3 separate regions of the Homo sapiens genome follow, and all the other regions are linked to region 1. The links are chromatin loops, found by intact Hi-C in ENCODE. Cell type or tissue: mammary epithelial cell. All regions are shown on one strand.

The links. Peaks named below come from ENCODE experiments on the same cell type or tissue, not always from the same donor. Only the 100,000 strongest peaks of a DNase experiment are listed, where the experiment ranks them.
Region 2: a loop joins it to region 1, with 13 times the contacts of the local background. A loop is called at or near these places in 103 of 110 quality-filtered maps.
Region 3: it touches region 1 in a loop (12-fold over the local background); 12 of 110 quality-filtered maps call a loop at or near these places.

The regions. Positions count from the first base shown.
Region 1 is chr22:44,622,506-44,630,505 of GRCh38, forward strand. LINC00229 (long intergenic non-protein coding RNA 229) reads right to left here and starts at 2,914. Exons shown (of 5, transcript NR_044991.1): 1 at 2,812-2,914; 2 at 102-218. It overlaps LOC105373060 (a long non-coding RNA gene), which reads left to right and starts at 1,573. Exons shown (of 2, transcript XR_938301.1): 1 at 1,573-1,651; 2 at 2,048-2,287. RefSeq lists an enhancer at 1,792-2,291. In mammary epithelial cell, CTCF peaks have their summits at 1,341 (motif pointing left) and 3,904 (motif pointing left); no DNase peak of the experiment used is centred here; H3K27me3 peaks cover 376 bases.
Region 2 is chr22:43,988,458-43,996,457 of GRCh38, forward strand. SAMM50 (SAMM50 sorting and assembly machinery component) reads left to right here. Exons shown (of 15, transcript NM_015380.5): 13 at 654-800; 14 at 1,808-1,949; 15 at 7,881-8,000. The coding sequence ends at 7,926. Among named protein-coding and RNA genes, the nearest start is that of PARVB, 32 kb to the right of the region's middle. RefSeq lists an enhancer at 7,723-7,892. In mammary epithelial cell, a CTCF peak has its summit at 4,883 (motif pointing right); no DNase peak of the experiment used is centred here.
Region 3 is chr22:43,878,734-43,886,733 of GRCh38, forward strand. It overlaps PNPLA5 (patatin like domain 5, triacylglycerol lipase), which reads right to left. Exons shown (of 9, transcript NM_138814.4): 6 at 7,570-7,755; 7 at 5,480-5,612; 8 at 2,825-2,941; 9 at 945-2,152. The coding sequence ends at 2,062. Among named protein-coding and RNA genes, the nearest start is that of PNPLA5, 9.3 kb to the right of the region's middle. RefSeq lists an enhancer at 4,490-5,220. In mammary epithelial cell, CTCF peaks have their summits at 4,536 (motif pointing right) and 6,444 (motif pointing left); a DNase peak (open chromatin) is centred at 4,498.

The DNA.
Region 1 (8,000 bases):
AAAGCTGGGAATAATTGTATTGATTTATAGGATAATAAAAATAACATTGTAAAAAAATTTCAAACAATACAGGAAAGTATACAAACAAAAGTAAGACTCACTGGCATCTCATCTTGGTGGTATCTCCCGTCATCTCTCTGTGTGGTGTATCGAGGCATAAAGGCAGACGTGGTTTAACAAGGGGGTCATGCTCTCCACAGCCCTGCTCCCCCTTGGCCCTGCACAGAGACAGGTTTCTGGGTCAGCGACTTCACTCCATCACGCCGTCGCTGCCTGGTGTCTGGCGGTGACTCACTGAGTGTCCCCTGAACTCCCGCTCAACACCCAGGTGGGCACTGGGCTCCTGAGATCTGAGACTCCATGCCTGGCCTCGGGAAAGTGGGGGCTCGAAGGCATCTGGACCAGGAGACCTTTGGCCGGCACATCCATGACCCCAACTTTAGGCCGGAGGGCCCCACTTCATGAGAAAGGGGCAGCTTCCACAGGGTGGGGTTCCAAGGAAAGAGGGAGCCTGCTCAGCCAGGGAATCAGGGCAGGCTTCCGGGAGGAGGTCTTTTCTTGGCTGAGATTAGAAAAATGAGAAAGAGGCCGGGCACGGTGGCTCACGCCTGTAATCCCAGCACTTCGGGAGGCCGAGGTGGGCAGATCACCTGAGGTCAGGAGTTCGAGACCAGCCTGGCGAACATGGTGAAACCCCATCTCTACTAAAAATACAAAAATTAGCCAGGCATGGTGGCGGGTGCCTGTAATCCCAGCTACTTGGGAAACTGAGGCGGGAGAATCACTGGAACCCAGGAGGCAGCATTTGCAGTGAGCCGAGATTGTACGGCTGCACTCCAGCCTAGGCGACAGAGTGACACACCATATATATATATAGAGAGAGAGAGAGAGAAGAAAAAAGAAAGAAAGAAAGAAAGAAAGAAAGAAAGAAAGAAAGAAAGAAAGAAAGAAAGAAAGAAAGAAAGAGAAAGAAAGGAAGGAAGATTAGGAAATAGAAATAAATTTGGGGGACAAGAAGGAAACACAAAGAAGAAAAATGGGGTGTGCAGGGGCATGGAGGTGGGACTGTGCTGTCATCAATCGAGTCTTACCCGGCGGGGGCATCAGGGTACCCTGACCCATCCCTCACAGAGAAGGCTGGAAGGAGGGGGTCGGGGGACTGGGCAGCAGGAAAGTGGGAACGGCACGTGCAAAGCCCAGAGGCAAGAAGGAGGTCTTTTCAAGAAACTGCAGAGGGTTCCAAATGTAGGGGTGCTGGGTGTAAGGTGGCAGCCGACGGCAGCCACGCCACCAGGGCCCAGGCTGAAGAGCATCGCGGGGCTGAGTGACGGCGGCTCTGGAGCCCGAGCGCCACCCCTTGGCCGTCTTCACGGTGCAAAGACAGAGAGTGAGCGGTGGGGGAGAAGCTCCTGGGACAGAGGGCCCCCGCCTGCCCTCTCTGTGTGCTGGGGGGAGGGATGGGTGCTCTCCCACCACCTGCTGGGCCATCTGGGGGGGTCCCAGGCTATGGGATGGAGCACAGGGCGCTAGACCCCTGGGGCCCTGGGTGAGCCCCCAGTCTGAGATCACAATGGAGTGGTCTGGGCTGGAGAGAGGGAGCCCAGAGGAGTCCCAAGCATGCCTGGTGGTCTGCGACGGTGTCCAGGAGGAGGTGAGGTTTGGGCGGAGCTTTGGTGACAACCAGGGTGTAGCAAGGGGAGGGTGATATTCAGGATATTCAGTCCCTTCGGGGTTCCCCGGGCAGGCCTCTGCTGCCAGCTCAGCACCAGGCCCAGGCTGGTGGAGGCCACCAGAGACCACTCAGTAGACCCTCCAGAGTGGGGGTGGGGAGCCCCTCCGGATGCTGATAGTGGATGACAAACAGACGGAGAAGGGGGGCCCCCAGGACAGAGGGGCACAGGGCCGGGAGACGGGTTGCAGGGTCTGAGCCGGTTCTGCCCTGCCTGCCTGGGGACTGCCCACATCCTAATCCCCTGAACCTGTGAGAATGACCTTATTTGGAGACAGGATCTAATTGCATCCTGGATTTTTTCTGGTGGGCCCTAAGTCCCATGACAGTGTCCTTGTAAGAGACAGAAGAGGAGAAGACACAGAGGGAGGCCACGTGAGGATGGAGGAAGAATGAGAGGGACAGGACCACAAGCTAAGGAACCGGGGCCCCCAGGAGCTGGGAGAGGCAGGAAAGATCCCCCTGAGCCCTCAGAGGAGCCTGGCTCTGCCGACACCCTGATTTCGGACCTCTGGCCTCCAGAACTGCGATCGAATAAATGTCTGTTGTTTTAAGTCCCCCAGGCTGTGGTCATCTGTGAGTCCGCAGAACTGACTTGGGGACCTTGGGTGGCAGCAGCTCCCCTGCACACGGTCCCACGGGTCCAGCGCTGCCCACACTCTGTCCCTCCCAAAGGCAGCCCGGGTGATGAGGGCCGACAGGGTGCTGTGGCCAAGGCCGTGTCAGCGTGCAACATGGAGGGCCCGAGGCTGCTCTTGAACAACACCCACTGCCTGACCCCAAAGGCACCGTCATAAGGCAGGGGCCCGGCAGCAGCACCAGTGTACCCTGAGCTGCTGCCCAAGGGCCTGGCCTGGGCACACACAGAGGGGCCAGCTGGGCTCGTGGCCTCTCAGGGCCATTTCAGGCCGGCCCCCATGCTGGCAAACCACGGGGAAGGCCCAGAGAGGGTGGGGCCCTGTGGGATTTAGGGGGGATCAGAGGGCACACACTCTTCCAAGAGCCAGAAAGAACCCTGGACCCTGCGGGAACCGCACCCTCAGCCCCTCCCGGGCTGCAGTAGGTCTGGGGGCTGGGAGCACCTGGGCGGGGGGACGGCGTCGCCTGCCAGCCACAGGGTCTCCAGACGGCTCAGATGGGGAGCCAGCCCCAGTGTCGCTTGGAAGGAGGCAGTTCTAGGTGGTCCAGGTTCCCAGTGTCATGGAAACAACAGTGGCTGTTTGTTAAAGTGACAGCGTCATTGTTTTCATCATCATCATTACTTGCTGGACGCTGAGCGCCGGGAGCCTCACTCACCCATCCCAGGGGGTCCTCTCCACACCCCATCAGGAGGCGGATGGGCAGGGACACACCGCTGGTGGGTGGGGACTGGCCTGGGACTCTGAGGGCCAACCCCCAGCTCCTATGGCAGTGACAGTGGCTCACGAGCAGAAGGCCAGGGAGATGAAAGGGATGGGGGTTCCCAGGGAGGCCCCTTCCCCTCCCTGAGCCTCAGTTTCCTCCTCTGTAAAATGGGGATGAGGCTGGCCCATCCCAGGGCAGGCAGGGCTGCTGGGAGCTGACCAGGCAGAGGGTAAGACTTTGTGGACAGCATTTCTCCAGACATTTGGGAAGGGGAGTGCAGGGAACTAGCAGGTCCCATGACCAGAGGACCCCGCGCTGGGTTGAGTGCTCTGCCATCCTGTCTTGAGATTCTTAGTCATTGGTGAAGGAGAGCCCCCATTCTGGTTCACCTTGGCTGGGCCAGCTCATTATTTGGCTGGTCCTGGATGTGGGCAGCCCCAGGATGCAGCCCTCCTCCTCAGGCTGCCCCCACACACCCCCGGCCGGGGCAGGCTGGCCGCCTCCCCGCTGGGCCTTCCTCCCGGGAAACTTCCCTGACTGCCATCCCCCCTCACCTGGGGGCCTCCCTCCCACAGCCTGGGCAGGGGTCAGACACAGCAGGAAGGGTTTGCTGATGGGCTACATGGTGATCCTTGGGGAACACTGAGGGGCGCAGGTGTGGCTTCCCCAGCCCAGCCCTAGGAGGGCCCACAGCTGGAATTTTCATCGTCCAGAACCGTCCTGGACGGCGCCCACGAAGGGGGCCAGGTGTGAGGCAACCCCAGGAAGGACGGTGGCTCTCCAGTCTCCGCCTGCAGGCGGCCTGATGGGATCTGTGGGGCACTGCTGCCACCTAGTGGTTGATGAAGAGAAGGCAGCACACACCCACCTGGGAAGAATAATGTTAATTAAGTTAGAGAGTGAGTTAGAGAGTTGTTAGTTAGAGAGAGTTAGAGAGTTAGAGAGTTAGGGTTAGGGTTAGGATTAGGGTTAGGGTTAGGGTTATGGTTAGGGTTACCTTTACGGTTAGGGTGAGACGGGGACATCCAGTCAGGATAAGCATGGGGGACCAATGCAGAAGATACAAGTTTCCTGGATGCTTCAGACAACCCAACTTTCTTCCCTTCCCCACCACTGTTCTCCAGTTAACTACTTATCAGCTTACCCTGTGCACAAGGTAATGAAGACGGTCATACAGCCAGTGAGTTGCAGGGATCGCAGGAACCCCACGACCACCAGGTGGACATTCAAAAGGCAAATCGCATCCCTGAGGACCCCACACTAAAAGCCAAGCTCGAGCCAGCTCTTCCCTCCTCAGGTGAAAGCTGTGAAAGCTTGAGGCTCTGTTGCAGGCTGCAGGGAGGAAGGGGCACCACCCTCTCCCTCCTGCCCTTCCTTCCTTGTGGGTGGTCCTATTCTTCTGTCCTGGTTTTGCAAACGCAGCTTCCAATCCCCTTTCCCACGGGGAGCCCCTCCTGTGTAGAGACAGGAGCCTCCCTGGGCAGAGACCCCAGCTCTGCCTCCGAGATGCCCCCAGGTGACCTTCAGAAGTGAAAATGGACCTCCAGCCCCACCTCTTCAAGGTGCAGCTGGCCAGTGAGTTAGCGAGAGAAGGAAGCCAGGCAGGGGGCAGGGGCACCGTGCTTAAGAGGCGGCCTCGGGGCCAGGTGCAGTGGCTCACACCTGTAATCCCAGCACTTTGAGAGGCCGAGGTGGGCGGATCACCTGAGGTCAGGAGTTTGAAACTAGCCTGACCGACATAGAGAAGCCCCGTCTGTATTAAAAATACAAAATTTTTTTAGTAGAGCTGGGCGTGGTGGCTCATGCCTGTAATCCCAGCTACTCGGGAGGCTGAAGCAGGAGAATGTCTTGAACCCGGGAGGCAGAGGTTGTGGTGAGCCGAGATCTCGCCATTGCACTCCAGCCTGGGCAACAAGAGCAAAACTCCATCTGGAAAAAAAAAAAGAGAGAGAGGCAGCATCGGGCATTTGGACCTAGATTCACAGCTCAGCTCTGCCGCCTTCCCAGCTCTCCCTGCTCCGTCACCTCCCTGGGCCTTGTGCCTTCACCGTAAGACTGGGGCAGTGGTGCCTCTGCCCTGGGACGACCATGTGCATTCAACAGGAAATAGTCGCAGAGCTCCTGGCCAGGCTCAGTGTCCAAGGCGAGTCCTGCAGGCCCCGCAGAGCCCATGCATGTGCCTGGAGGCACCGCGGCCTGTGCTGGGAAGGAGGGAGAGGAGGAACATTCCACTGCCTCATCACTGTCCCAGAGGCACCAAATCAATGCCCCCACCTGAGGCAGGGAGGAGACAGGGCACGAGGGGAGGAAAGTAGGGGGAGGAGCGGGGCCTGGACAGAGGCAGGGGAGGAGCAATGGAGAACAGCCAGACGCCGGCTTGCCAGCAAGAATGGAGGCCAGTGCCTGGCGCAGCCACACCTGAGCTTTCCGACTGTTCATCCTGGAGATCTGCAAACCGCACTCCCCCACAACAGCCCCAGGTGCCCCTCCTGAACCCCCCTCCATCTGCCTCCTCCTCGCCTCCCAGAGCCCCCTCTGCAGGTCAGACCGTCTTGGTCTCTGGCCTGAACTTAAAACCGTTAATCAGAGCTGCTGCACCTCTGTTTGAACATCCTCTGCTCATGTCTGGGGTCCCCGTATAGGATCTAAACTCCTCCCAGGGGCTGGGGCCAGGGCAGCCTGCCTGCCTGCACCCTGGACTTCCTCTCCCTGTCACCCACCCATCAAGGTCCTCTGCTGCTGGTGCCCTGAGCCATGCTGGGGACCTCAGCTGGGCCTTTGCATGGGCTGTGCCCTCTGTGGCAGCCTCTCCCATGCACCTGCCCACCTGTTACCTTCCCCTGGCCACGGCCCACTCATCCTTCGGCTATATCAGAACCTCTCTGACTCACAGCCTTGCCTCCCCCTGACACTCCAGGTGAGGCCCTCCCAGGGCAGGCCCACTGGTTTCCCGGGGACAGGCCTTGTTGGCATTTGCCAAATGGTGGTGCCCTGGCAGGCTCCTGCCTACCTGCCTTCTCTCCACCTCCACCAGTGGCAGCCCCCACCCCCCATGACCCTTGCTTTGGGGTCCTGAGTCTCGATGAGGGTTTTAGGGCCCACCCGGGAAGCGTAACCCCAAATCCAAGCCCTTGTCACTCCATGCACATCTGCTGAATGACCCAGGGTCACAGAGACTACTGCATCCCATAGCCCAGCCCTGGAGCCTCAAGGGGAAGAAAGGCACCTACACAAGTAATGCTGTTGAACGAAGCCAAATTGATGGGAAGCAAACAGGACGTGCTTCCACAGGGGAATGGGTGAATAAACTCAGGCACAGCCAGGCAATAAGATGTGATTCAGCGATTACAAGAAATGGGCTATGAACACCGCCTGGTAAGTGAGGAGCGCCTCTGCCCAGCTGCCCACCATCTGGGAAGTGAGGAGTACCTCTGCCCAGCTGCCACCCTGTCTGGGAAGTGAGCAGTGCCTCTGCCCGGCCGCCGCCCTGTCTGGGAAGTGAGGAGTGCCTCTGCCTGGCCACCCCACCATCTGGGAAGTGAGAAGCACCTCTGCCCAGCCCCCCCGACCCTCTGGGCCGCTGTGCAACCTTCCAAGTGTGAAGTGACAGCCTTGTATGGGATCTTTCTGCCTTCCCCAAGTTTCCATTTTCAACATTAAAGTTTACTTAGAAAGAAAGAAGGAAAGAAAAAGAAAGAAAGAAAGAAAGAAGGAAGGAAGGAAGGAAGGAAGGAAGGAAGGAAGAAAGAAAGAAAGAAAGAAAGAAAGAAAGAAAGAAAGAAAGAAAGAAAGAAAGAAAGGAAGGGAAAGAAAGGGGCTATGAAGCCATGAAAAGCCATGGAAGTGGCCAGGCACAGTGGCTCACACCTGTAATCCCAGCACTTGGAAGGCTGAGGCAGGTGGATCACCTGAGGCCAGGAGTTCGAGACCAGCCTGACCAAAATCGGGAAACCCTGTCTCTACTAAAAATACAACAAAATAGCCAGGTGTGGTGGTGGGCACCTGTAATCCCAGCTACTTGGGAGCCTGAGGCAGGAGAATCACTTGAACCTGGGAGGCAGAGGTTGCAGTGAGCCGAGATCGCACCATTGCACTCCAGCCTGGGCAACAAGAGTGAAACTCCATCTCAAAAAAAAAAAAAAAAGGCATGGAAGCACTCAAAATGCATCTCACGAGTGGAAGAAGCAAGTCTGAAAAGGCTACAGACAGTGTGATCCCAACTACACGACCCTGTGGGGCAGGGCAAACTACGGAAACAGTGAAAGGAGCGGAGGTTGCCAGGAATGAGAGGGAGACAGGGATAAGCAGGTAGGGCATGGGGATCTCAGGGCAGTAACACTGCCCTGGATGATGCTACCATGGGGGTCCCTGTCCTTGCACAATGTCCAATGCCAAGAGGGGCCCCTCATGGAAACCGTGGACTCTGGGTGGCCCTGATGTGGCTGGTGGACAGTGATAGAGGGGAGGGTGTGCATGGTGGGGCCATGCGGCTGTGGAAAATCTCTGCACCTTTCAATCAGTTCAACTCTGAACCTAGAACTGCTCTAAAAATAAAGTCTATTAATTTTGTTAAGGCAGATTGAGAGGTACCATTAAGGATACGCAAGAAGTAGGGGGCCAGGAGTGTGTAGGGGCCCCATCCTGTCTGGGAGACTCAGCAGTCACCCAGCCAAGCCAAGCTCAGTGTCTGTGTCTGCAGGGGGTATCCCTGACAGAGTCCCAGGAGTGTCTTGGAAAGGGGAGGTCACGAAAGGCCTTTGTAAGTCAGGGTCCTGGGTCTAAGCAGTTTGTGGAGATGGACTGGGACTGGGTGAACCTAGTGACACAGCAGAATGGCACTGGGGACGCAGTGAGGCGTGGGTTTCAAGCATGTCCTGGTGAGAGAGCAGTCATTTCACGAGCAAGCAGCTCACCCAGTGAGGTGAGC
Region 2 (8,000 bases), 630 kb before region 1:
TTTATAGTTTAAAATGGAATGGACAGGAACGTTTTTAGAAATATGCAAATACATGCTCTCAGTGGATAGGCTTACACTTTGGCAAAAGTAACCTAAATCCAAGCGGTCATGAACCGTTGAGAATTGTCTCTTCTCTGGAGACACTGAGCTGGAACCTGGTCTCGCTGTGCAGTGGGTGGCAGGCAGCCTCTGCCTTTTGATTAATCATGTGCAGCTGTCTCCACACACTGCAGAGACGCTTTCTGCATTTTGTCTCTATTGCGCTCTCGAAAATTTGGCAAAATAATGCATTTCATTTGCAGGTGGAAGTGAGTTGGTCATCTACATTTGTGGATAAAGTTATTGTCATGAGACTCATTTCTTCAAAGCATTTCACAGATACGATGAATGACAGAGTGCATTCCTTCCTCAACGACATTGGCTTTGTTTGCCTCCTCAGTTAAATCAAGGTGTGAAACAAACCAGGAGAAAAAGAAAGATTATTTAAAATGAGGCCATCAGTATCAGGAATGAGAAGAACAGCTGCTTGCAAACTCCAGCACTGTGTGGCGTTGTTTACAGGACAGAAATCTTGCTTCTGTAAGTTGTGGAAAGTTAACGTGATGTTAACCTTGTCGGACCTTGTTTTTGTTCTGCACCCCTCCTTTGCTTAGGAGACTACCTAGGTGGAGAAGCGTACTGGGCCGGCGGCCTGCACCTCTACACCCCATTACCTTTCCGGCCAGGCCAGGGTGGCTTTGGAGAACTTTTCCGAACACACTTCTTTCTCAACGCAGGAAACCTCTGCAACCTCAACTATGGTAAAACTTGCGCTATTCAAGAAACCATTGTAGTACAGTTGTTTTCATGTTTAAAAGCACAGTACACAAAGAGGTGTCTGTCTTTTTTTTTTTTTTTTGAGATGGAGTCTCGCTCTATTGCCAGGCTGGAGTGCAGTGGCGCAATCTCGGCTCACTGCAACCTCCACCTTCTGGGTTCAAGTGACTCTCTTGCCTCAGCCTCCCGAGTAGCTGGGACTACAGGCGCGTGCCATCACGCCCGGCTAATTTTTTGTATTTTTAGTAGAGACGAGATTTCACCATGTTGGCCAGGATGGTCTCGATCTCTTGACCTCGTGATCCACACCCCCCTTGGATTCCCAAAGTGCTGGGATTACAGGTGTGAGCCACCGTGCCAGGCCATGTCTGTCTTTTTAGATTACATAGTCATTAAAGTTAGAGACTGTGCCTTACTTGAAAAAAATTCTTACAACAGCTAACATAATGCCCAGCATTAAGTGGTTGGTTGAGCGAATGAAGCATACAAGAAAAATAATCATCTAATGCCCTTACGAAGAAAAATCTGTTTGTCTATTTAATAAACAAGTCATGATGGCCACAGAGCTGAGTAGGATTGGGTGCCTTCCTCAGGGAGTTCAGGTCCAGAAGAGACTCCCAGCAGATGCCTGGGTGCTAGGGGTGCCTGGAAAGCTTCCTAGAAGGCATGGAAGTCTCCAAGCTGAGACTCAGAGTGGGGCTTCCCAGGTGGTCAGGGGATGGGGAAAAGTCATTCTAAGCAGAGGGAACAGAATATGCCAGGCCCAAAGAATTGAGAAGGCGTGGCTCATTCTGGATGTGAGTAAGTGTGGCTCCAAGTCCTCTCTTGACCTGGGTCCTAATCTCACTTCATGCATCCTCCCTAATCTCTAGGCCTGGCTTTAAAAACAACTGCAGGGCCCAGCCAGGGGGAGCCAGGGCTTGTCTGGGAGAGCTGGGAGAGCTTGGAAGGACGGGCACGCACTGTTGCTCACAGGTCTTTCTCTTTTCAGGGGAGGGCCCCAAAGCTCATATTCGTAAGCTGGCTGAGTGCATCCGCTGGTCGTACGGGGCCGGGATTGTCCTCAGGCTTGGCAACATCGCTCGGTTGGAACTTAATTACTGCGTCCCCATGGGAGTACAGACAGGCGACAGGTACGTGTTGGGAATTATTTTCCACAATCACATCCCACTCTCCAGTAATTTTATTTTGTTTTGGACGTGGTTAATTTCATTAGTGGCTTTTAAGCTTGAAGATTTTAAGAGAATTAAATAGTTGCAAAATAATGAAAACACATGTATTTTCCTCCTTTGCGTTTTTCTCCATCTAGCTGGGAGGAGCAGGTGTGAAGCGTTCCCACCCCCTCCCTCAGGTGCTTTGTGCTTATTGTTCCCAGGGTAGTGGGAGCCCCTGCCAGGGTCTGGCTGGAGGAATTGACAGGTGATTTGGTTCCTGTGTGCTGAAAACAGAAGGCAGTGTTTTGAGCAGTTGACTTTGCAGGCCAGGGTCTCTAGGAAAGTTGGGGTGAGTGAAGCTTTGTTCCTGACCACAGAGGACACGATCTTGAGAACCCCTCTCTCTACAGCAGAGGAACCCACCTTCTTGGCTTTTCTTCACCCCTTATTTTATTGAGGAAAGATTCCCTAAATGTTACATGGGTGAATATGGTATAGGGCTAGTTACACAGTTATATAAACAAATTCTATTTCTTACATGCATTGTGTAAAATTTTTTTTTTTTTTGAGACAGACTCTCATTCTGTCGCCCAGGCTGGTGTGCAATAGCACGATCTTGGCTCACTGCAACCTCTGCCTCCCAGGTTCAAGAGATTCTCCTGCCTCAGCCTCCTGAGTAGTTGGGATTACAGGCATGCGTCACCACACCCGGCTAATTTTTTGTATATTTAGTAGAGACAGGGTTTCACCATGTTGGTCAGGGTGGTGTCAAACTCCTGACCTCGTGATCTGCCTGCCTCAGCCTCCCAAAGTGCTGGGATTATAGGCATGAGCCACCACGCCCGGCATTTTTTTTTTTTTTTTTTTTTGAGACTCGGTCTTTCTCTGTCACCCAGCTGGAGTACAATGGCCTGACCATGGCTCACTGCAGCCTTGACCTCCTGGGCTCAAGTGATCCCCCTGCCTCAGCCTCCCAAGTAGCTGGGACTACACACCAGGCTAATTTTTGTATTTTTTGTAGAGACAGGGTTTTACCACATTGCCCACCCAGGCTGGTCTTGAATTCCTGGGCTCAAGCCATCTGCCCGCATTGGCCTCCCAAAGTACTGGGATTACAGGTATGAGCCACCGCACCCAGCTGCGTTGTGTAAATTTTAAGAGATTCAGACGTGTTTTCATTATAGTGTATCTCGGTCAGCTCAGGCTGCCATCACAAAATACCATGGAGTATTTAAGAGTGACTTAAACAACAGATGTTCATACTCTGCCAGTTCTGGAGGTTGGAAAGTCCAAGATCAGGGTGCTGGCAGATTTGGTTGCTGTTGGGTTCTCTTCTTGGCTCGCAGATGGCAGCCTTGCCACTGTGTCCTCACTTGGAGGAGGAAGAGTGCAGGCCAGTGCCCCGATGCCTCTTCTTATGCGGCCCCTAATTCCATCACGAGGGCCCCATCTTCGTTACCTCGTCTGCACCTCAGCACCTCCCAAAGGCCTGCCTCCAGGTATCAACACCATCCTGTCAGGGTTAGGGCTTCAGCATGTGAATCTTGTGGGGACATGAATGTTCAGTCCACAACAGTGTTCATACTGTCTCTTATTTTTGTATATGCATTCACAGCACCCCAGCCTGTTTTTTCTCTTCATTTTTGTGTCTACCTTTATGTTGCCACCAAATGGTGGTGCTGTTGGAGGCTTAACCCGGTTTCAAATAGGTTGTAGTTTGTGCCAGTTGAAGGAAATGCTGTATCATTTTTACTCTCTCCGTCTTCCGCATCAGCATGTAGGGGATGGTGCTTTGTAAAGGGGAGCCGCATTCGCAAGTGTTTCTGAGCATCGCCTCTCAGGTGCAGTCTGCGTCTGTCATTCAGGTCCTTTACGGTTATTGCTTCAGCGGAATCTGCTCCTTACACTCTTGCCAGAAGGCCCTTCAGCATCTGCTCCGCGTCTGGGGACACGGCAGGGGCTGCCAGGCTGCTGCGGCTCCCTACTGATGACAGGGCCTTCAGAGATGGCGGCGGCTGCTCCCACAACCGCCAGCTCCCATTCCCCTCCACGCCTCTCCTGTTCTCCACACAAAGCCCAAGCTGGAAAGGGTGTAGTCACGCAGGCTGCATGCATGTGTGCCTGGGGGCCCAGCTACCCGGGCTTGGGGCCCAGCTTGGCCACTCTGTGTGACTGTGTGGCCCGGGGTGAGTCACAAAACCTCTCTGGGTGTCCATTTTCATGCCCAGAGGATGGACGATCATGATGGTGACTGTTGCAGTTTGGAGAACTCAGTGAGTTACTGCATGCAGAGCCCTTGGCGCACCGCCTGGCCTGGGGTTGGGAAGTGGTTATTTTTCCTGGGCTGCTCTGCTGCTGATACACCCGGCGTGGCCAGCCCCTCACACAAGGGAACAGGTTCCTGTGGGAGGTGTTGCCCCTCCCCCTCCACATCATCTCAGCTAACAGTTTGTGACAAGCCATAGATGGGATGATGCATCCTGATTTTGGAGATAATAAAGTGAAAAAGTGGGCACCTTTTTCCAGAGCGAGACTGCATCAGATAACTCCACGCCGTTACTGTCTTCAGCAGACCAGGCTGGTTTTGCAAGTTTCTTTCTATGAAGCCCTTATTCCCTCTGCAGTTGGGAGTGTTGGGCTCCCTGGCCTAACAGCCAGGTTCTCATTTGAATCCTTGCAGGTAGCCCCAGAGGCGCTGTGACGCTGCTGCACCAACACCTAGCTTAAGTGGGTGGTTTTGAGTGGTTGACTGCAGGCCCGGGGCTGGAGGGGCGTTGGAGCGAGGGAAGCTTTAGATACCGCTCTCTGACACAGTCCCTGCTGCTCTGGGACCCGCCACTGTGCACGTCTCGGGCAGGGAGGGTCTGGGCAGCCCACGCTGCCATCACCACCATTGCAGTGCTCTTTGTAGCCACTGGGTGTCAGTGTGCCCTGAGAAGTCAACGCGGCTTTTAGGAGCTCTGTTGAATTGACCCTTTCTGAAATAATTTTCATATGAAGTGGTTACATTTACCTTTCAGCTTTACTTCCGTCTCTTCAGGTTAAATCTAAAAAACACGTTTCAGAGATTAATTTCAAAATATGGTTTATTCCGGGAGGAAGCAGCATCCTAAGCACGTGACATTTAAAGACCAGGCTATAAGGAAGTGCCTCTGCCCCCAGGCCAGGTGGCAGCTGTTCAGATGTTTATTATGGACAGTGAGCTCTGAACGGGGTCAGCCTGGCACCCCGAGTGTGGAAGACATTTTCGCTCAGTGTGAGGCCTTGTTTGAGGTTGGTCATCAATATTGGAATTTCGTGAAGTTGGAGTGAGGTTGCCAGATTTAATCTTCATTTCTAAAATTTGGTAGCTGGCAGGATGGGGTATCGTGTGTGTAGAAATTATCCACAGGTTTCCCCCATAACTGAGGCAGGCACACTGTAAATAGGACTTCAGACATTCACAAAGAAGGAAACAGTTTTGAGATGTTTGCTTACTGTTATGTCGCAAGTGATTTGTGGCACCACTGTCTCTGGGATCTAACAGCATTCTGTCAGTTTGTGTCTTAGGAGTCCGGTCTCTGGAGACACAGGGCTGAATCAGGCAGGCTCGCTTGGGAGAGCAGCTCACAGTTAGCAGCAGGAAGACAAGAAAGTGGATCATCTTGGTTGTTGGGGAGGGTGCTGAGAGGGCCCCCTGGAGCAGGTCCCTGAGCTGAATCTTCCTAGAGGACAGACAGCCAGGTGCTTGCAGAAGACACGCAGGGACAGTGGTCCTGGCTAACAAAGGCAGGAGCAAAGCTGTGCAGGTGTGCGCTGTCGGCGGGCACCGGGCAGAACCGCGTCCTACAGGAACAGAAGGGGGAGTGGGGAGGTCCAGGCCCTGAGCTCCCACGCCTTTGCCTTCCAGCCCCGCTGACCTTTTTCCCCTTGGGTATATGCCAGGGTCTTTGAGCTCAGGACTTCATCTGCCTTGTTCACCGCTGAGGTCCCCATGACTACAACTGCACCTGGTGTTGGAAGTGAGAGCCAGGTGGAGAGGCTCCTGGCGTGTGGTGGGAGGTGGGGTGCAAGGCGCCAAGGGTGCTGTTGGCATGACCTTCCTAAAGCACCCCATGCTGGGTGCTTCCTGGCCTCCAGCCTCAGAGTCCAAGTTCGTCAGAAGCCTTTGAACATCAGACTCCAAGACCCTGTGCCGGCAGTGGCAGTGCTGGGTGAGAAGAAGGTGGGAGATGACCAGGAGCCCTGCACCAAGACAGCGGCCGTGAGGGAGGGAGAGAGCGTGGGGTGCACAGCAGAAGGTGGATGTTTGGGGCTGTCTGGAGGATGCCAAGGCTGGCTTGCCCCTGGTCTGGTGGAACTTCGCAGCGCTGCTTTGAATGTTTGCAGTGGGTATTTTGTTCTGTGACATGTTTATGTGGTCTCTGAGCATAAACCTATGCTTGTGAAGTTGTTTAATCTGTTTGTTTGTACTTAGAGTGACAGGCCTTTATTAGAATGCTTGCTTGTTTTCTGAATTACATATGCCAAGAGCTTGACTTCCTTTTTAGCTCCTAGCTTATGTTCAGGCATTTTTCTAAGTAGCGAATGTAGGTATAGACTAGTTTGAAGGAGCTGAGAGTGTACAATCTAAAAACAGATCTGAACACAACTAAATGGTACAAATGCAGCCCGGGTTTTGATGTGGATTCTGGTGTTTTAAGGCCATGGATGTGGCTTACTGTAATCTTGAAGGGGCTGCAGTCCTGGCTTCTGGTGAGAGGACTGCAGTGCCGGGGCTGGTTAATAAGCACCCTTCATCCTGCAGGAGGCCGGCGCAGCATTTGTGAGTATCTGTGTTGAATCTCTTCGTGGATCAGATATTGTGTCTTCTTGCTCAGAGTCAGGTTGGAAAAGGAAAACTTGCCGCCGGTGTGCATGTGCTCCAAATCCTCAGCTTGGGCAAGGGCACGGGCGTCGTGAATAAAGGAGCCATTCTTGCTGGCCTTTTCTAGAAATTGCCCACAGCTTGCAAAAAGGCTGTGTTCCCTGGCCCCGGCTGCGGCTGTGTAGGAGTCTGAATATCATTTTCCCCAGAAGTTGAGGTCCCTAGGTTAGGCCCACCTTGTCCCAAATGGGCAGCATTGGCCTTGCCCCATGCACAGGCTCCAGGCGGACAGAGCTGCTGCAGGCATGCTGTCAGGGGGACAGGCTGCCCCCCAGCTGTGCATGGCAGTGTGTCGGAAAGAACAAGGCCTGTGGGTGCCCCTGAGCCGGGTCTGGAGTCCTGTCCTGCCACTTCTCAGCCGTGTGACTGGAGCCTCTTTGCTCCTCTCTGAAAATGGGTCTGGTGGTTTGTTCCCAGGTTCTTAACCACTGTGTGGAGTCACACCTGCAGAAGGTCAGCTCATAACAGATATGGCAACCAATGTGACCTTTGCATCCTTCCTTCCTGGGGTCAGGAGCAGGTCTAAGAGGTGGTCAGGCTAAACCCCTGTAGGGCTGTGGGTACTGCTGGTTTCCTAAGCCCCGGGACCTTCTGGGGGCCGGGCGGACCTTAAGTTCTGTCCACCTGCCTCTCCTCCATCCTCACTACCCACCTTGTCCTTCCGGCTCCTTCCCTCCCTGCTCCGCCTCTCATCGGCCCTCTGTCCTCTCCGTCCGGAGAGGGGAACGTGAAGGAGGTGAGGAGGGAGTAGTGCAGGAGGATTTGGGTCTCTCCTTCTTTCCCTTTTCCATTCTCCGAGGGCTTAACCAGCTGGTGAAGGTTCTTAACCAGCAAAGGAGGAAGCAGCCGGGGCCGGTGAGGGTGAGGCCGGCAGCCAGGCAGGAAGGCAGCAGGAGGAGGAGGAAGCGGAGGCGGCACCTTCTGAGAGGCGCATGCTCAGTGAGTCGTGAAGATGGCAGGGCTGGCGGAGCGGCCGCCGCATCTGATCTCTCCCCTTTTTTTAGGATATGTGATGGCGTCCAGTTTGGAGCTGGGATAAGGTTCCTGTAGCCGACACCCCTACAGGAGAAGCTCTGGGACTGGGGCAGCAGCAAGGCGCCCATGCCACACACCGTCTCTCGAGG
Region 3 (8,000 bases), 740 kb before region 1:
CACAGGTCAAAGCCCCTGCTATGTAAAGAACTGACGAGGGAGGGGTGATCAAGGGAGGCTGAGTGCCTGTGGGCATGGAGGCCTGTGTCCGTGACAAGGGACAAAGGACAGGGAGCAAGAATGTTCCTAAAGGCCTCTAAATCCTTCACCTGGTGACCCAGGTGGCCAGGTCTCCCCTCTGCACTGGGGGAGGAAATCCCGAACCCAGCTGCTGAGGGTGGGGGCAGTGCATAGAGCATTCCAGCTCTGCAGACAGTGTTGTGGGAGCCGCCGCGGACCACCTGGCTCCAAGTGGGACAGCCTTTTCCTGCTGCAGGGACAGCGTCCGTACCTGCCCCCACCCAGGAGATGGCCAGAGGGGCAGAGTCCTGCTCAGACCCAGGGGGTCCTGGAGGGAAGGGGACAGCCTCCTGCATGCTCACTGTCTGCCCCTTCCTCCTCCTTTTCCAATCCCACTGCAGCACTGGGCCCTCCTTTCCTCTGCTTGCTCCCTTTTCTCACATTTGCTCCCCAAAACCAAACTCCTCGCCATGCCCCAACAGTGCCCTCCTGACCCAGCCCCTGCCTGCCCTGCTCCCCCCGACCCCCACCCACTGCCGGCCCTTCCCTCCTTCAGTCTCACCCCAGGGCCTTTGCACCTGCCATTGCCTTCACCTGCAAAACCCAGCCTCTCATCCTCAGTCTCAGCTCAGTTGTCACCTCAGGAAGGCCTTCCTGGGCCACCCGGGCCAATGTTGCTCTCACCCCCACCCTGCCTCACTCTCACACGATCTTGTTTTCTTCACGGCCCCACCACTCCTGGAAAAATCTCATATTTACATTTTCCCGTTTGTTGTTCAGCATCTGCTCCCGCACGCCCACCAGAATGTAAGGTTTCTTCAAGGCAGTGTCTCCAGGGCCTATAACTCACTAAGCATAAGCTGATAAATGAATGAAAGAATGAATGAGTGGCTTATTGTCTCTTTATTTATTTAGAGACAGGGGCTCACTTTGTTGCCTGGGCTGGGGTGCAGTGGCGTGATCACGGTTCACTGCAGCCTCGACCTCCTGGGCTCAAATGATCCTCCATCCTCAGCCTCCCAAGTAGCCAGGACCACAGGCATGCACCACCATGCCCAGCTAAGTTTTTATTATTTTTTTTAGAGACAGGGTCTTGCTATGCTGCCCAGGCTGGTCATTTTTCTCTTTAGTTCCCACGTGTATTCCTTTGCTTCCCGTTCTCACTCACGCCTCCATCTCTCTAACCTCCCCATCTCCACTGAGGCTGAGCATTTCCTCAGGGCCTGGCCGGGGGCACAGCATGGGTCCCGTGCTGCCAATGGGGAGAGCAGTGACTCGTGGAGAGGCCAGAGGCCTGGTGTCCCTGGCATCCTCTCTGCCCCAGGTACAGGCACAGCTACGTCACAAACCTTCTGCAGGAATGAGGCTGTGGGGATAGCAGGGGCCACTGGGCCCAACAGAAGCACCCACAGCTGGGATCCTGAAAAGACCTGGACCCCCCTCTCCTCCTCCTCCTGCTTCCTGCCAGGGCCTTCCACCCTCTGGACCTGATAGGAATTCAGAAGTCAAGGTTTCCTGAGTGGGGTAGATGCCGGGGGTCACCCCCAAGGGCCGCTGCAGGACTGAGAAAGTCTGGGGGGAGCACCCCCACCCCATCATCTCAGTTGGCTCCTCTGGTCTCTGACGCGGGCATCAGGCACTTTCTCAATCTTCTGTGAGGTGCTCCGTGGGCAGCTCCACGGCAGAACAGGAGCCCCTCTCCCCAGCAATGCTGCCCTCCTAGTCCCCCCGTGGAAATTCTGAAAGTAAGACATGTGTCTCTGTGGCTGTCCTCCTTTCTCTCCCTGATGAGACGGGGCAAGAGGGAGGGCAGGTGACCTGGGTACACAGTGACCGGGGACATGCTGACAGGCTGCGCCCCAAGGAACGGGCTCCAAGCTGCAGGGTCTCCACGGAGATTGGCAGGGCCTCTTCCCGCTGGGGCAGATGTGGGCACACAGGACAAAGGCCAGAGCAGGAATCAAGGGACACCAGTCACTGGGCTGGCCCTGCTCGGCCCCCTCAGGCCTGGTGGGTGGGCCCGAGCTCCTCTCTATGAGGAGCTATCTGGGGTTGGAGGGGGCTTGTTTCCAGGACGCGAGTGGCCGGAGGGCTGTGGAGGGAGGAGAAGCCACGGGTAAATGCCTGGGGCTCGGGAAGGGTAGGTGAAACCACGTGGGTGCAGGCGCAGCCACAGTGAACCCAGGTCACTCTTCCCCCAAATCCTGCTCTGAGGGAGGACATGTGGACCTCAGTGTGGCTGAGCTGGAAGTGTCAGGGAGGTCCTGGGATGGCCACTCCCCAGAGAACTGCACTGATGTCCCTGCTAAACAGATAACTGTCGAGTGGGTGGGGGAGGGCCACACAGGACCCCCCAAGTCTGGAGGGCTGGTCAGAGAAGAGGGACCAGGCCACTGCAGGCCAGACCACACACAGGGCCAGCCTCGTCCAAGGTCACGTGGGGACGTCTGGAACAATGGCAGGAGGACTGGCAGGGAGCTGGTGAAGCCGCAAGAGGCACCTGTCCCATGGGTGGCCCAGTGACTGCACCTGGCAGGTCATGCAGACTGACCAAGGTGACTGTCATAGAGCGTCTAGCACAGGTCGGGCGCACAGCAGTGACCAACACACGTGCCAATGGCTGCATGAGTAGGCCAGAGGGACGCAGGTAAGCAGGTGGGCAGGCAGATGGCATGGCCGGCCTACCCAGGGTCCAGGGAAGCAGCTGGTGCGTTCCCCCCAGCACAGCCACCCCCTCTCCATCCCTGCCCTCTGCCCACCTCACCTGATGGGCCCAAGGAGCTGGGCCTTGGTCCTGGAGAAAACCTCGAGGGCCATGTTCCTCAGCAGGCCCTGCATCCACCACAAGTCCGCCGGCACATCGGGCAGCCACACCACCAACCTGGAGGAAGGGGCAGGTCAGCTTTGCCCAGGTGAGCCTGGGGTGTGGCCCCACCAAGCCCACCCTCCCCATAGGCCCAGAGCACAGCCGGGAGCCCTGCTCCTGAGGGCTGCCCAGGTTAGGGAAGAAGGGCCAGCAGCGTTGGCCACTGTTGCAGAGCAGGTCAGAGCCACAGGGACACCTGCAGGGTTGGAAAGATCCAAAATGGACTTTGAACTTGGCAGAGGTGGCCAGGCCTTAGGTTCCTTGACTCCAGAGGAAACAAGTAGGAAGCGCAGGGAGGGAGAGGGTGGACCTTTGGGGTCAGGCTGGCTTGAGGCTACAGCCCAGCCTCCCTGCCCATCAGCTGGGTGACCTGCACAGGTCAGGGAACCTGTCAAATGAGGACAGTCACCTCACCCATAGTTCCTAATGTCCTCCTTATCGCCGTCCATTTCTCTCTCTTCTCTCCCAGCTAGCCCCTGCCCTCCCTACCCCATGCCCCTTCGTCCACTCTCCTCTCAGAAGCTGCTGGCCCTCCGAAAACAGCTGACAGAGCCCCCTCTTGCTCAAGATGTCCCCGTGGTTCCCCACTGCCTCCATGATGGAGCCAGCCCCAGATTCAGGGTCCTTGGAACTGCGTGTTATCCCAGCACAGAGGAGAGACAGCATGAGTCTGTCTGCAGAGCCACAGCCCTGTGGGGCCAGGCCTGAGAAAGCCCTGGCCGGACACCTCAGACACTGGCCACTGCAGGGCCTCAACCTGCACCACAGCACCCTTGGAGGGGCCCCTACACCAGACCTCAAACTAGGCATGCAGTCCAGAGAGTGTGGTGTGACGGCAAGACATAAGCTGGACTGTCACCTCCCTTGCTCTGGACCTCCTGCCTCTATTAATGCAACCTATGTGTTGAACATATGTATTGTGAAATATGCCAAGAGTGAACTTCCCTGTGGTCTGGGCAGGCTCCCCTTTGGGGCTCACACAATGAGTTTCTTTTTTTAACTGAAAACTGGACTTTACATTTATACTTTTGGATTTCAACTTGTGGTTTCCGTAAACAGCTCAGCGTGAGGAGAATCTGTCGGTAGAAAGCTCTCTCCTGGGTTTGGGCCACTGGCAATTTAAACAGCAGGGCTGACCCAGTCATTAACTCAACATTGAGCAGGACAGAGACCTGTGGTTCACCATCATAGACCTTCTTCCAGAGAATTTTTGAAAATACAGGTCCCCCCATGACACCTCCCTGCTTAAACCCTTCCCAGCCTTTCCACCACTCTCCAGACAAAGACCACGCTCAGCTGGCTCCAGAGCTCAGTGCGTCTGCCCCACCAGCCTCCCCTGCGTCGTGTACGGCACACTCCCTGAGGCTCCAGCTTTACTGGCCTCCCTTCCTGCTCCTCGAATGGGCCTTTCTCCCTCCTGCCTCTGGATCTTTGCACATGCTGTTCCATCTGCCGAGAACATTCTCCTTGTCCTCTTTGCCTGGTGGACGCTGACTCATCCTTCAGATTATAGCCTAAGAGTCATCTCCTCCGGGCAGCCTTCCCTGGCCAGAGAGTCCCTAGATTGAGCTGTGCAGCTGGAAGCCAGTGTAGACCTCTCCCAGGGAACCTCTAGGTGGCGCTGTAGTTACAGGTGAGTGTGTGATAATTTGTAGGTCGTGAGCTCCACCAGGCCAGGAGCTGGGTCTGCGTCGGGGCTGCTTCCATGGCCCCCAGCCAGGCCTTGGCCCCTGAGAGGTCCTCAGCAACTGCTGGTGGGATGAATGAACAACTGATGCAGACGGGCACATTAACCAGCAAGTCAGAATGTTACTGAGAGCCTAACCACAGCCGGCCTGGCTTGGAAGGGGCTTGTTTTACAGAAAAGGAACCTGTAGCGGTGGCTCATGCCTGTCATCCCAGCACTTTGGGAGGGCGAGGCGGGCGGATTGCCTGAGCTCAGGAGTTTGCCACCAGCCTGGGCAACAAGGTGAAATCCTGCCTCTACTAAAATACAAAACAATTAGCCGGGCGTGGCGGTGGGCACCTGTGGTCCCAGCTACTTAGGAGGCTGAGGCAGGAGAATCGCTTGAACCTGGGAGGCAGAGGTTGCAGTGAGCCAAGATCATGCCATTGCACTCCAGCCTGGGCAATAGAGTGAGACTCTGTCAGAAAAAAAAAAAGAAAAGAAAAGAAAGAAAAGAGAAGAGAAAAGAAACCTGTAGCCCAGAGAGGTCAAGAGACTCAGACCCAGCCACACAGCCAACCTGAGATTCTGATGGGTGGAGCAATGGTCAAAGGTCACGGAGACAGTGTAGGGCCCAGGAGGCCGACCAGGAAGCCCCCGACTTCCAATCCTACCCACCATGCCACTTCTCCACCAGTCTCATTTTGCAGAGGAGATCACAGAGGCTCTGAGTCATGCAGTCAACACCACACAGTGTGGGGACACCAGCCGGGCTCCCCCCACCCCGCCGAGCCCTACCCACCCAGTGTGCCAGCCGCCCCTCCTGCCATGGGCACCAGTCTCCGCCACAAGCCAGGCCCTTCCCAGGCCCCCTGGCCGAGCCTTACCTTCTGCTGCGGAAGTAGATGTACTCGAAGGGCAGTGTGCAGGGTAGCAGCAGGTACGTCAGCACCTGTCCAGGCCCCGAGTGCCAGAAGCGGGCCCACCGGCTGGGATCCCTCGTACATGCTTTCTTCAGTGCTGCAAGAGAAGCCCTGGCATGGCCCTGCCCACCTGAAGTCTGTGGGCCAGCAACCTGAGCCCCCCCATTTCACACAGTAAGAGACTGCACCCCCTCCACCTTCTGCAGATGAAGAAGCAACACTGAGCAAGCCCCCACCACAGGCCAGCAGGTAGCTCTGCGCTCATCGTTGTCCGTGAGACAAGGGGTGTATGCCCTCTCGTAGATGAGGAGACTGAGGTTCAGAGTGGAGAAGTGACTTGCCTAAGGACCATCAACAGGAAGTGGCAGGGCCAGGATGGACTTGAGGACTCTCAGGCTCCTGAGTTGTTTCTACCTCTTCTGCCCCTCTAGAAAGTCTGTGGCCTGCTAGGCTGGGACAGATGCTCTCACCACACTCTCTCATAACAGTAACACGACAGTGTTATTAATAACCACAGCCACAACTATGACCGCAGCAACCATTTCCTGGGTGCTCTATTCACTGACCTGACCAGAGTGGAAGGGACCAGCATCTGGGCTGGGACAGAGCCGGAGCCCAAATCCCAGCCTCCAGACACAGCCCAGGCCACAGCTCAGGCCACCACGTCCACTCTGGCCACTGCCCTCTGGAGACGGAGGATTACAAGGATTCACAGATAGCACAGGCCAGAGACCCTGCTCCACATCCACCTGCCGAGTGTCCTAGGACGAGTCCTAGCTTCCTTCTCCATAAACTGGGGATCCCAGCAGGACATTCCTCCCTGGGCAGGCAGGTGAGGATTAGAGATGAGATTCACAATTCCCTTCCCAAATGGCGAGGGCGCAGCGCCCAGGAGTTGGTGCTCCACCCGAGGCAGCTCTCTGGTGCCCCCGTGTGGCTACAGGTACACTGCCGGGTTCCAGAATCCCAAGCTTGGACCTCAGGGGTTCCGCACAGGTCCCCGCCCATTTCTGCACGTCCTCGTGTGGTCTCCGGCATGGAAAGGGGCCCCCTTCCTCATCCCCTTGCCCACCCCACTCTCCCTGATCTGGCCTCGACCGCCATCCCTCTCCTCCCAGCCTCCCACCCCTTCAGCCTCTTCCCACCCAGCTGGGTCCACCACCCCCTCCCGCCCACCTCACTTGCTCCTCCCACAGCTTTTGAGACCACCTGCCCACCCTGCCAGCCTCCCAAGCTCACCTCTGCTGCCTGTCCCTCATGCCGCAGCCACAGGGACCTCCTGGCTGTCCCTCACCAACCCCAGGACCTTTGCACGTGCCATGCCCTCTCCCCGATGCTCTTCTGCCTCTTGGCCTGGCCAACATCTCTTTTCCAGCTTCACTTAGATGCTGCTCAAAGTCACCCCCCACCATCGTTACATGTGCCTGTGGGACTCTGTACTTTCCTGTTGTTGCAGTTGTGACATTTAGTCACACAGCGGGCGGGCAGACTAAATGGTTCCGAGTAGAACCCCTAGTTCTGCCATTTGCTACTGTGTGACCTTGGGCAAGTCGCTTAACTTCTCTGTGCTATGGTTTCCTCATCTGTACAATGAGAACAATTCTGTACTATCCTCAGATGGTTGTTGGAAGGATGAAATGAGTTCATTTTCATCTGGGGAATCCAGAACCCTCTGTGTGTGCCTCTCCTATGTCTGTCAACACTCCCGCCCTTTCCGGGGCAGTGGGCAAAGACCTGGCTTTCGCAGGCACAGGCTTGGGTTCAAATCCCCTAGTTGCAGGCTCTGAGCCCTTGGTGAGTCCCTTCCTTTCTCTGAGGTTTGGTTTCCTCATCAGTGAAGTGGGTACGAATAATGCCTAGGCCCAGGGTTGTGGGGAAGAATGAACGATGCCACATGTGAAAAGCCCATAGTACCACACTTGGCATTTAGTAGGTGCTCAGTAAATGAGTCCTGTCCTCTTCCAGACCACGAGTGCCTTCAAGGCAGGGTCCCTGAGCCCGGGCCCCTGAGTGCAGGGCCCTGGTAGGTGAGCAAATGCAGGTAGAGTCCCTACCAGCCTCCAGCTCTGGTGAGAGCTGCTCAAAGTTGGGTACATCCTTGACTTGCACATGGGGCACTTTCCAGTTGAGAGACAGGCCCCCCTTCCAGCGTTGGTCACAGCCAGCATCCCAGTTTCCGTCAGCCGGGGCTGGGGGTTCCTTAGACACCAGCGTCCATAGCACTGGTTCCTTGGTGAGTCCTGGGTCAGGGGAAGGGAGAGGATAAGTCAAGCATCTGAGCCTCCCCAAGGCGCCCCATGCTGCCCACATCCCTCAGAGCCCAAACCCAGTTCTGGGGATCCACTGTGCTGTGGGACGGACCCACAGCTTATTCCGGATGACTCCCTTCTGCCTTCCCCTGGCCCTGCTCTGCCCTGCTCCCTGCCCACTTTCGAGTGGCTCATCAGAGCCCAGACCCCAAAGACACAATCCAGAGTTCGAATTC